2 separate regions of the Homo sapiens genome follow, and region 1 is linked to region 2. The links are chromatin loops, found by intact Hi-C in ENCODE. Cell type or tissue: IMR-90. All regions are shown on one strand. Links, peaks and the distances in the headings refer to the core of each region. The heading gives the core; the rest is flanking DNA.

Region 1 (5,492 bases), core at 140-5,139, 910 kb before region 2:
TATGACAAGAGAAACCTCTTGAAGGAAACCCTTGTTTGGAATTTTCTCCACCTTCCCACCCAACTGCACTCCCCATTTAGAGAAATGGGTACTAGCTGCCATTTTGGGTGCTAGTTGCCAGTTTGAGTTTATTTTTCCCCCCAATTCTCTTTCACTTTTTAACTTCTGCTTTTCTTTCCTGAGTGTAAGATCCAAATACCTATCAAAGTTGTGAGTTTTTAGGGACATCTTTATCCTTGACCACAGGTCTTGATACTGATCCTGAATGTGTGTGTTTACCACATGTCCTGTAAGGCACATATTGCAGATCTTGGACCTCTTTGGTGGATAGAGTGAGGACATGAGGAAGCACCACTCAGCGCTATTAAAAATCAGAAGCTATTGTGGAAGTGAATGATCTGGCAAGGCTAACAACGGCTCCTTATTTCATAAATATGAGTCACTCCCAGTTTTACACTGTAGATAAAACACTCTGAAAGGGACAATAAAAGCAGCAAGAGGTAGATTTAGTGAGATGCTGAGTAGATGTGTTTGTGTCTCCCTTCCTCTCAACTTTTCTAAATCCTGAGGTTTTAGTGCAGTGCTGAAGTCTTCTAGGGGCTTAAGCAAACACAGGCAGCAAAAACACATCAGAATGGAAAGATAATTCCCATTAGTTCATTTTGCCAAATTGAGGTAAAGTGCCCTTTAAATAGGAGATAATTCTTTGACAGATAATTAGCTTGTCTTCCTTGATAAAATATGTGAATTGGTTGAGTATATTATAATTAATTTTGCATATTATGTAAAAATCTATTCATGTACACTTACTAGGTGAATCTCTTAATTCCTACCTTGAGGATGGCTAGAAAGCCCCATTTCTGCTCCAGTGAATAGAAAGAGCTGGAGGAATGCTGTGGTTATGGAGTCCAGGAAGCCCTCTCTTACAAAGATTGGGAGGAGCTGAATGTGGTATATCATTATTAAAAGACACAGAGACTTCATATTAATACATGCATTTATTAAAACAAACTTTGAGAACACTTTTAGGCCTGAGAATGAGATGCTACAAAGTTGCCTAAATAATTACCTTGAAATCAATCTCTTGCTAGTGACATTCTTCTGGCTTCCCAATGTGGAGCTTTTTCCAGGGAGTGGAGTGAGTGATTGGCTGGGTGCAGCTAGCTGTTGGCTGGGCGGTGGCTGTGGGAAGTAGCCTGAGAGGGCACAGAACAGTTGCTCAATGACTCAGTGAGTCAAAGCTCCTCTCTGCAGTTTTTCTTCCCCCTACTCCTTAAGCCATTCTGAGCTCCTTCAGGCATCCCCATGTATCTGCGCACTGCTTTTGGGGTGTCTTTTCTCATTCAAAGCTATTGTCGTGGCTACTTGATTTGGCTCATATTAAAACGTGCACTGGGAGATGTTGGAGTGCTGAAATAAAAGAGCATGCTGTAGTTAATCGATCAGAGAGCCTCTCTTCTCCAAGTTGAAGTGTTTCTTTTCCTGAAAATAGAGTGGCTATTTGATGTTCCATGGGAGCCGAATGACTTCCTGGTGTAGTGTGGCTTATAGCACCGTAGATTTTAGTCATTGGTCACTACCCCTCCATGTGCATGCACACACATTCACATGCAAACAAACACATATTTTAGTTAACATTTGTAGAATGGGAACAATTATGACACTGAGCATTAACTCATTTAATGGGGATAGCAATAGTATTAAATCTATCTGCAGCGTCCAATATAGTAGCCTTGCTGCAAGCCAAACGTGGCCATTGAGCACTTGAAATGGGGCCAGTCCAAACAGAGATGTGCTGTAGGTGTAAAATATATACCAGATTTCAAGACTTTATATAGAAAATAATGTAAAATATTTCATTAGTAATTGTTTTAATATTGACTCTTGAAATGATATTTGCACATGTTAAGAAAAATATATTAGCAATATTTTACCTGTTTGTTTTTACTTTCTTGAATGCAGCTACTAGAAAAAAAAAATGCTTGTTATTATAGTAGCCTGAATTCCATGTCTATCAAATGTTGCCGATCTCAATGTGGTAATAACAGTATTATTATCCCCACTTTTTAGATGAGGCAATTGAGGCTGAGAGAGGTTAGGTAAGTTGCCCAAGGTCTCACAGCACAATGCCAAATTCAGACCTGCCTGACTCCAGAGCCCACACCCTTCATCACTAAGAAACTGTTGTATAATAGAGAATTTGTCTGGCCGTTGTCCTCAGTTCCTGGGAAATAATTTCTAAACCCTTGGAACTCCCCGAGTGTTAGGAGTGTCTTTGTTATGCATGATGAGCCCCTTGGATCACACCTGTGTTTATGTTAATGCGATGACTCAGGATAAGAGTTTATCATCAGAAAGACATCCACATGATTAGAAGGTCAGGGCTTTGTATTAGTTCATCTTCTTCAGCAGAAGAGAGTGGGACTGAAGATTGAGTTCAATCACAAGGCCAATAATTTAATTATGCCTAAGTAATGGAACCCAATAAAAACTCTGGACACCAAAGCTCAGTTAAACTTCCTAGTGAACACATTGCTGTGTCAGCAGGGCAATGTGTCCTGATTGCACAAGGAGAGGGCCTAGAAGCTCCATATGCAGGACCCTCCCAGATATTGCCCTGTATGTGTCTTTATCTGGCTCTTCCTGATTTGTAGCTTTTATAATAAAAACTATCATCATAAAGATAGGGCTTGTGTTCTGTGAGTCATTCTAGTGAATTATCAAGCCTGAAGCATTGTAGAAGCCACAGAATTTATAACCAGTTGGCTAGAAGTGTGGGTGGCCTGGGAACCCCTGAACCTGTGGCTAGCATCTGGAAGTGAAGGCATTCTTATTTGAGACTGTGGCCTTAACTTGGGGAGTCTGCACTGACTCTGCTTAGTCAGTTTCAGAATTATATTGCAGTATTGCAAGAATAGACTGCCTTTTATTTGGATGTATGTATTAGGAGAACAGCAGCTGAGAGAGCTAAGTGCTGCAGCTTAACTTGCTTATCTCTGTAACACCATTTCCTTGGTGACAATGGCCATTTGCATTCTAGACTTGGAAAATGACTCAATCTTTGAGCAACTGCTTTTGACCACTAGGATCAGTTGGGAGGCAGGCAGGCCTCTGAGACCTTCATACTCAAAACCCTTCAGGCTGTAATCTCTGGGGCCTATTTCATCTCCCAGTTGGCATCATGTTAGCGGTGGTGACAAACATATGTGTTGGCCCCTCTTTGACACCAGGGATTCTTAAGTATTGGTTTTGGGATTGAGATGTTCATGGGAAGCTGACACAGGGTGATACTATGGGTAAGGAGTATTTCGATTTTTTGTTGTGTTTTTTAATCATTTGCCTTGTCTGGAATTACGCTTTTGTGGTATGTCCTATTACATTTCATAAACAAGGTATTTAGCTCAATTGTTGCTTTTTCTTTTGGGGCTTTTGTTTGGATTTTTAAGCCAAGATCCATGTGTTTTATTTATTTTGGTTTAGTTTCTTCATCCCTGCTTAAAATAGACACTGCCTCTTGTCTGTGGTCCTGGTATCCACTACTCTTCTGTTTCCTGCTCAGGCCTGGCCCATGTTCTGCAAGGCCCTCTTAGGTCACCAGCTCCTAGAAAGTTGACTCCTATGAGTATCTCTTGGGGCCACCTTAGAATGCAGATTTCTAAGAAAAGTCCAACATAAACTCTGCAGTTATTGGGAGAAAGTTTCCGTCACCAGTGAAAACTAGGAATAAAACAAGATTTTGGAATGTATAAAAGAAGCCTCTTTCAAAAAGAAATCAATATGACTTGTTTTTTCCTAACATGGGCCAGCCCTGGGCACTTTTCATCTGCCACCACACCAGGCCTGCTCTTCAGAGGTGTTCAGCTTTAAGACTAGGGACAGTTCACACCAGATAACTATGAGGCAGTGTTCTCTGCCACTCATTGACTGTGGAAGTCTCAGTCCCAGTTTCTGAGAGGGGGAGAGCAAATTCATCAGAACCAACTGAAGAGGTACAGAACATGAGGCATTCACTTCTCACACAGTCCCTGAGCATCTCACCTTCCAGAATACCAGAGGCTTCAAGGCCCTTTTTCTACCTTTCAAGAGCGTTATAGCGTGCTATTGCTCTTTGAGAGATCTAGGGCTGTAACAGCCCTTATTTTTAGAAAAGAGAGAACTCCTGTGTTTGAAGAAATAGCTCTTATGATATGATCGTGTGGTTTCACATGGTCTTAAGTTCAAGTAACTTGCCCAAAGGTGCACAGTTATTAAGAGGGATAAGAGGAACTCCAAATTACTGATTTCAGATCCAGTGTTGTATCCCTTCAAAAGGAGATAGAAGAAACAGGGCCACCCGGGGTTGGTGAAGATACTGTCAGAATCATCTGTTACTGCTTACCACATCTAAGTGAGAGGGTCAGCAAGCTCTTGAGAGGGCCCACCTAGATCTTAGCTTGTGTATACCCTATACTGAGCACTGTGCCCCCATTTCATATTTAGTGCTTAATAAATGTATATTAAACTGAATTGAGGGCCCCTCCTGCTGCTCAGTGACATCCCTCAGGGTGAGTTTCCCTCCTGAGCCTTCTTTTCCCTTTCATGACTACCTTCCATGCATCTCTACCATTCATCACTCATATAGAATGTCCAAGAAGTAGGGGCGAGGAGAGAGGAGAAAGGGGTAAGAGGCCACCAAGTGTGATTTGCCTTGGATTTCAGCCCTCCCTGGAAGGTGCCCATTTGTCACATTTAAGGGAGGCCCAGCACCCCTGTAAATTGCCTCTTCCTCATAAGTGTACTCAGCCCTCCTTCCCAGCCTTGGAATGCCAGGATTTCTAAATCCTTGTGCTGAATTCACCTGGCGAGTCCTGCACCTGACTGTGTGAGTTACAGCTGGATGGCATTGTTCAGCTCAATCTTCAGTGTGTTCTGAAAATGTTTCTTCTTCCAGTCCTGTCACTGAATTTCCCTAAAGTTCCTTCCTCCTTTCCCTCATTAGATTTCTCTTTGGGGACTATTTTTTTCAATCAAATCTCGCAAATCCATAGCATAATGCTGAACAGCATATAATAGATGCTTTACAATAAACTGGTCCTATCTCATCTCATTCCAGTGTTCAATGAATCTAAAAATATTTAATGAGCACTTACTATATACAATTCAGATGCTAAACAGTGAATACTTAGAATTTCTATTAATAACTACAATGTAGTAGCTGATTTAATTCTTGCAATAACTATTGTTGCCTGTTAGGACTATTATTAGCTCCATTTCAGGGTACAAAGAGGTGAAACAGCTTTGTCAATATCATACTGGAAAGTTGTGGAGACAGTCTGGCCCTAGTGCACCAAACCATTACACTCTATTTCCTCTAAGAGAAAGAACATCTTGACTTTCTTGGGGTCCACACTTTAATAAGAACAATAAACAGGGAAGAAATAAATAGGTAACTTCAGATAGCGATAAGTGTTCTGAAGACAATGAAACTCTTAAAAACTTCATGATATGATAAA
Region 2 (5,492 bases), core at 195-5,194:
TCCTTTGCCCTAGGCATCTTTCCTCCTGTCTCCTCCATGTCTGTCACCTGAACCACCATCCTAGCCGTCACTTGGGCTGGGAGCCCATCCTTTACACCACTGTCCTCTCTTCCCACAGCCTGTCCGCAGCTGCCGAGTTCCAAGGTTCTTCCTGTACAACATCATTTGACTTGGCTTGCTTTTCCTCATTCCGACTGTCACGATCTTGCTTCCAGCATGCTCAGACTATCATAATAACTTCTTAACCAACCTCTTTTCCTCATTCTCTACCTGTTTTCAATTCATTGTTGACACTGCACTATATCACTGTTTTAATTGTGTTCTGGTCTTATCATTCCTAGGCTCACAAACCTTCCGTGGCTCTCCAGTGCCTAAAGAATAACATTCCAACTATTCAGCCTGGTATGTAGGGCTCTACCTGGCCCCAGCCTGCTTTTTCAGACCTGTTGCCATCTGCTCCTTACCTGTGCCTCTGCAGCTCTCTGCTGGATTTCACCTTGCTTTGCATTGTACTGACTCGGTAAGTCCTCTGTGATTCCTGTGGGATGCTCCTCCTCCAGGTCCCCATGCTTTAGAATTGTACCTGCCTCAAGGCCCAAATCAAACACCACATCTCCCAGGAAGGAAGCCCAGGTTCCCCCAGCTACGAGTAATTCCCCCTCCTCAATTCTCTTTGCCCCTCCAATACTCACACATCTTGTCCTGTAATGTCAGGGCACAAGTTTGTCTGTTCTACAAGGCAGAGTCCCTGGAGAACAGGAACTGTGATTAATGCCCTTGTACTGCTCACGCCCAATGCCGGGCCTCCTACATCACCTGTGACCCACCATTGTTTGCTGGCTGGATTAGTATGCTCATGAGTAAAACCGTCTGTCAGAGGCAGTATAAATATGAATATTTTTGTCCAGCAGAAAATTAAAGAAGACGCAGGGAGAGGGTACATGAGCAGATGTGTGGGACTCACATGGCAAGATTCCCCCACCTTCCCCACTGGGAAGAAGTTAACCTTCAGTTTTTTATTTAATCTAACCCTAATTTTACATCATTTTTATATTTAAAACATTTTAGATAAATCATTCATTTTATTCTGCCTTGCTTTAAAAAAAAGTGAAAAAGTGACTGCAACAACTTGGTTCTAATGTTGTTCTTCAAATCAGAAATTGTTAAGGAGAAAACAGAGAGTCAAATCTAGAACCACCTTCTGGAGACCTGCAGCTCCTTCCCCAGACTGTAAACATCCTGTAGGCAGCACTGTGTCCACTTTGTTCTCTGTTGCATTCTCATGGCCTGGAACAGTGCCTCACACATACACTGTAACCACTCAAAAATAATGTTGGTTGAACAATGAATGAACAAATGAATGGATGAATGAAAATAACAAGCTGCTGATGCAGGCTTCCCTGCCTTGCCAAGAGTATTTCCTCTCTCTGTAATCAGGTTTCTGCAATGCCCTTGGACCTGACAAACCAGGCATCTCTCCTAGCCTGGCTCTCCTCTTTCAGCATGCAACATTCATGACATTCTGAGATCTATCTGTCAGAGGGTGACCTCTTCAGGAACAGGGGACACATCAGCTGCTTGTATGGGTGTTTCCGTTGCTGCCAAGCTCTGCAGTCTAAGAGTCCAGACTCTCATTATCTTGGGGAGAAATTGAGAGTTGGAGTTCTGCGCATCACACATGGATAGTTTATAAGGAACTTTACACATGTTCTCTTTTTTAATCCTTACAACCTGCTTATGTGGGAATTTGCCTTTTCTTCATTTTACAGTTAAGTCTCAGGGGGAGTAACAGACTTGCCTGAGATCACAGATCTAAAGGATCCAGCTGGGGCCAGAGCCCAGGCCTGGCTGACTTCAGAGTCTAGTGGACTCTTCCCACCCAGGATGTAACCCTGGTCGTCGACATCCTCCTGAGTACACCCACAGGCCTGAGAAGAACCGAGGGGTCTCACAATTTAGTCACCTACACCAATTTCTAGCCACTTACATTTTTCACCTATCCCTTCCTGCCAACCAAGCACAGACACACTCACTCCCCCACCAGGTAATGAGGAGCAGAGGACCGTAAAGAGCGGCTGCCCCTCTCGGCACAGCCTCCCTAAACTGCACAGGTCGGGGTGAGGGAGCTGCTTTGTGAAAGTGCAGGTGTGGTCACCGGCTCACAGGTGGCGGTCCACTCCGCTGTCTAGGAGTAGAAGCGGGAAGAGCTATGGGAGTGGAAAAGGGGTTCTCGGTGGGCCGGCCTGCCAGGGCTTTCCTACAGCTGCCTGGTTTTGCTGCGGGCTCTCACCGCCTCCTGCACCACCTCCTCTTGCTACTGCTGCGGAAGCCCGCCTCCAGGCTGTGGGAAGACTCAACGAGGTCACTAGCGGCGCCTTGTGGCACTAAGAGGTATTGCAAGCAGTCTATGAATTCGTGCGCACACTAAGTTCAACACTCTGAAACAGTATTCTTTCATACATGGGTCTTCTACGATTTTTTAAATATGTGACTTTTCATATATGTATTCCTGTTGGTATTAATAAATTAAAACTCATTTAAAATCTTCCTTAGTGCACTTTCTCCTTAAATGAACATGAAACATAACTATTCTAATGAGCAGGAAGCCCAAGACACTTTATTTAGCTTAAAACCGAGGTCTCTATTATTTACAAGGTGCAATGTAAATGGAAACAGTTTGTTACCGTTAAAGTGCTGTGCACCACAGAGGGCTGATCCTTGTTTACCCTGCCTGGTTTACGCATTCACTGGTCAACGTCCAGGCCATGACTCCAGGCAGAGTATCTGGTCACTGCCCGATCCCACCACTGGCGTTCATGGGACCATAAGTCACCAGCGGCAGAAGCCATTCCTGAGGCCTCATGACTGCCTATCTCTATGGCCAGGTTAAGAATTAAACAGCATTGTTAATCCCAATACTTTGGGAAGCCAAGGCAGACACGTCACCTGAGGTCAGGACTTTGAGACCAGACTGGTCAACATGGTGAAACCCTGTCTCTACTAAAAATACAAAAATTAGCCAGGCGTAGAGGCGCATGCCTGTAATCCCAGCTACTTGGGAGACTGAGGCATGAGGATTGCTTGAACCCAGGAGGCGGAGGTTGCAGAGAGCTGAGATTGCTCCACTGTGCTCCAGCCTGGGTGACAGAGTAAGACTCTGTCTCAATAAATAAATAAATTAAATTAAATTAAATTAAATTGAAGAATTAGACGGCATCGTGAACGTTCCTGGGAGAGGTGCCACACTGAACCTCCAGAGGCTGGCCGCTGGGCAAGTTCGTGTTAGGTTTCATTTAAAGCAGCCTCTGAGTATGGGAAGAAGTGTGGTCAGGCTTCTCCTCCTCTCAGAAGGTGTCAAGTTTATAAACAGTGACTCTCAATGACCGCAGCTTACATGGTCACTGTGTACAGTATTTTATCATCTATAAAAATCCTATATCTTGCCTTATTCCAGTCTACCAGAAGAGGTATTACAAGTCCAGTTTATACCAATAAAGAAACTGTGACTTGAAGAGCCTAAGCGACTTGCCAATGTCACACAATTAGGAGGTGACAGAGCCAGACTAGGGTGGAGAGTCTGCCTCCTCCCATGGAGTTACCACTGCTATATATTCTGTGTTTAGCTCAGCAGAGCACAGCCTGACACAAGTGGCTGCTGGCAAATGTCATTACTGTCACAGTATTCGTGCATCCAGCAAAACGTTTTTTTTTTTGAGTACCCATGCAGTAACTGTGCTATATTCTTTCCATTAGGGGCAAAATGTCATGGAAGCAACAACGGCAGACTCCAGCCATTCCTTCAACCATGGGGATCAGTGTGTACGTCACTTTCCCTTAAGAAAGAAAAGAAAAATTCCATTTTCATATCTTCCTGTTAGCAGACATGCCTCCACTGTGCCTCCCGCTGTGAGCATTTTACAGACAAAGGCTTCCCTATGCCTCTGTATTTCTTTTCCTCCCACTGCTGTACCACCGCGGGCTCTGCCTGTGGGTGACTAACATCAGGAGGCAGGGCTGGTCAGGCACAGAGGTCTCCCAGCTGAGCGCTGGCATTCCAGAAGCAACCCCAGCCATGGGCACCATGAGTGCCCAGAGGCAGAAAGTGGTGTAGCTCTGAGCAACCTGCCCAATAGCAGAGAGGCTGTGGACACCACTGTTTGCTTCCCTTCCCATGATTTATGGGATGTGGCCAGGCCTTTCTCTTCCCGATTTATGACCACCTGTCTTGGGAAGAACATAAATTACACATCCATGGCAATTTAAATCTCAGTAAGAGATAGGAGAAGACACCTAGGCTGGCCGCACTGTCTCCTGGGGTATTAGAAGCAATTAGGGCCAGATTGTTGGGCTTCACAAAGCCTGCGGAAGATCAGGGGGGTGTGCTGGCTCCTTGCGCCCCCCGCCTTCCCACCCTCACTCTGTGTTTAGGGTCAATTATCCTCCTTCTATAAACACAGGCTCCCAATGGAGGAAGGGGGGCACTGAAGATGCAGAGAACAAGCCCAAACACGTGAAGTGCTTTGCGGAGGCTGTTTCTGCAAGAGCATAAACCTTCTAAATCCAGAGGGAAGGATGCCCCACACCGAGCAACACACAGGGGGAAGAGAAAGAACAAGATGGACAAAAAAGGATGACAGCCAATTCCCCAAACCACTTGGCTGATTTACACAGAATCATCTATTTCTGTCCTGCCTCCTTTATTTTATAGGGAAGAACACTCAGGGTCTGAGTGCGGGCAGGGGTAGGAGCACAGCAGTCGGTGTGCTGCACATCCAGGTCTCCTGACTCCCAGCCCGGGATCTTCCCGCTGGCCCACCCTGCTTTCTGCCCCTAGTAGCTCCTCTGTGGCCATGGAAAACAGGAAGACTGAATTCTGGTTTGTTCTGATGGTGAGTGAGCGCATTTCAAAGAATAGCTATAACCCTGGTCCTCTCATCAATGTTCTGTCACATATAGTGACATTTCCCCCCAAAATTTTACTATGAAAATTCTCAAGCAGGCAAATGGTGAAATAATTTTACAGCAAACACCCATTTACCCGCTGCTTGAATTCTGAGCTTAACACTTGACTATATATATTTGTTTTTTTGTTTGTTTGTTTGTTTTTGTGAGACAGAGTCTCACTCTGTCATCCAAATTGGAGTGCAGTGGCACAATCTCAGCTCACTACAACCTCCACCTCTCGGATTCAAAGGATTCTCCTACCTCAGCCACCCGAGTAGCTGCAAATACAAGTGACCACCACCATGCCCAGCTAAGTTTTGTATTTTTAGTAGAAACAGAGTTTCACTATGTTGGCCAGGCTGGTCTCGAACTCCTGACCTCAAGTTATCCACCAGCCTCAGCCTCCCAAAGTGCTGGGATTACAGGCATGAGCCATCGTGCCTGCCCTTGACTATGTTTTCTTTATCACACATGTATCTATCCATCAATCCACTGTATTGTCTTTTTGCATTTCCAAGTAAGTTGCAGACACCAGTACATTTCAACTC

What was found. Hi-C counts contacts between places; a loop is a spot of excess contacts. Peaks named below come from ENCODE experiments on the same cell type or tissue, not always from the same donor. Only the 100,000 strongest peaks of a DNase experiment are listed, where the experiment ranks them.
Region 1: a loop joins it to region 2, with 4 times the contacts of the local background. A loop is called at or near these places in 2 of 110 quality-filtered maps.

Annotation. Positions count from the first base shown.
Region 1 is chr1:221,720,831-221,726,322 of GRCh38, reverse strand. The region is part of intron 2 of DUSP10 (dual specificity phosphatase 10); the gene reads left to right. Among named protein-coding and RNA genes, the nearest start is that of DUSP10, 19 kb to the left of the region's middle. In IMR-90, for the core only: no CTCF peak of the experiment used is centred there; DNase peaks (open chromatin) are centred at 402, 1,212 and 2,782; H3K27ac peaks cover 2,185 bases.
Region 2 is chr1:220,807,200-220,812,691 of GRCh38, reverse strand. The region is part of intron 6 of MTARC1 (mitochondrial amidoxime reducing component 1); the gene reads right to left. Among named protein-coding and RNA genes, the nearest start is that of LINC01352, 19 kb to the left of the region's middle. In IMR-90, for the core only: a CTCF peak has its summit at 2,382; a DNase peak (open chromatin) is centred at 2,351; H3K27me3 peaks cover 246 bases.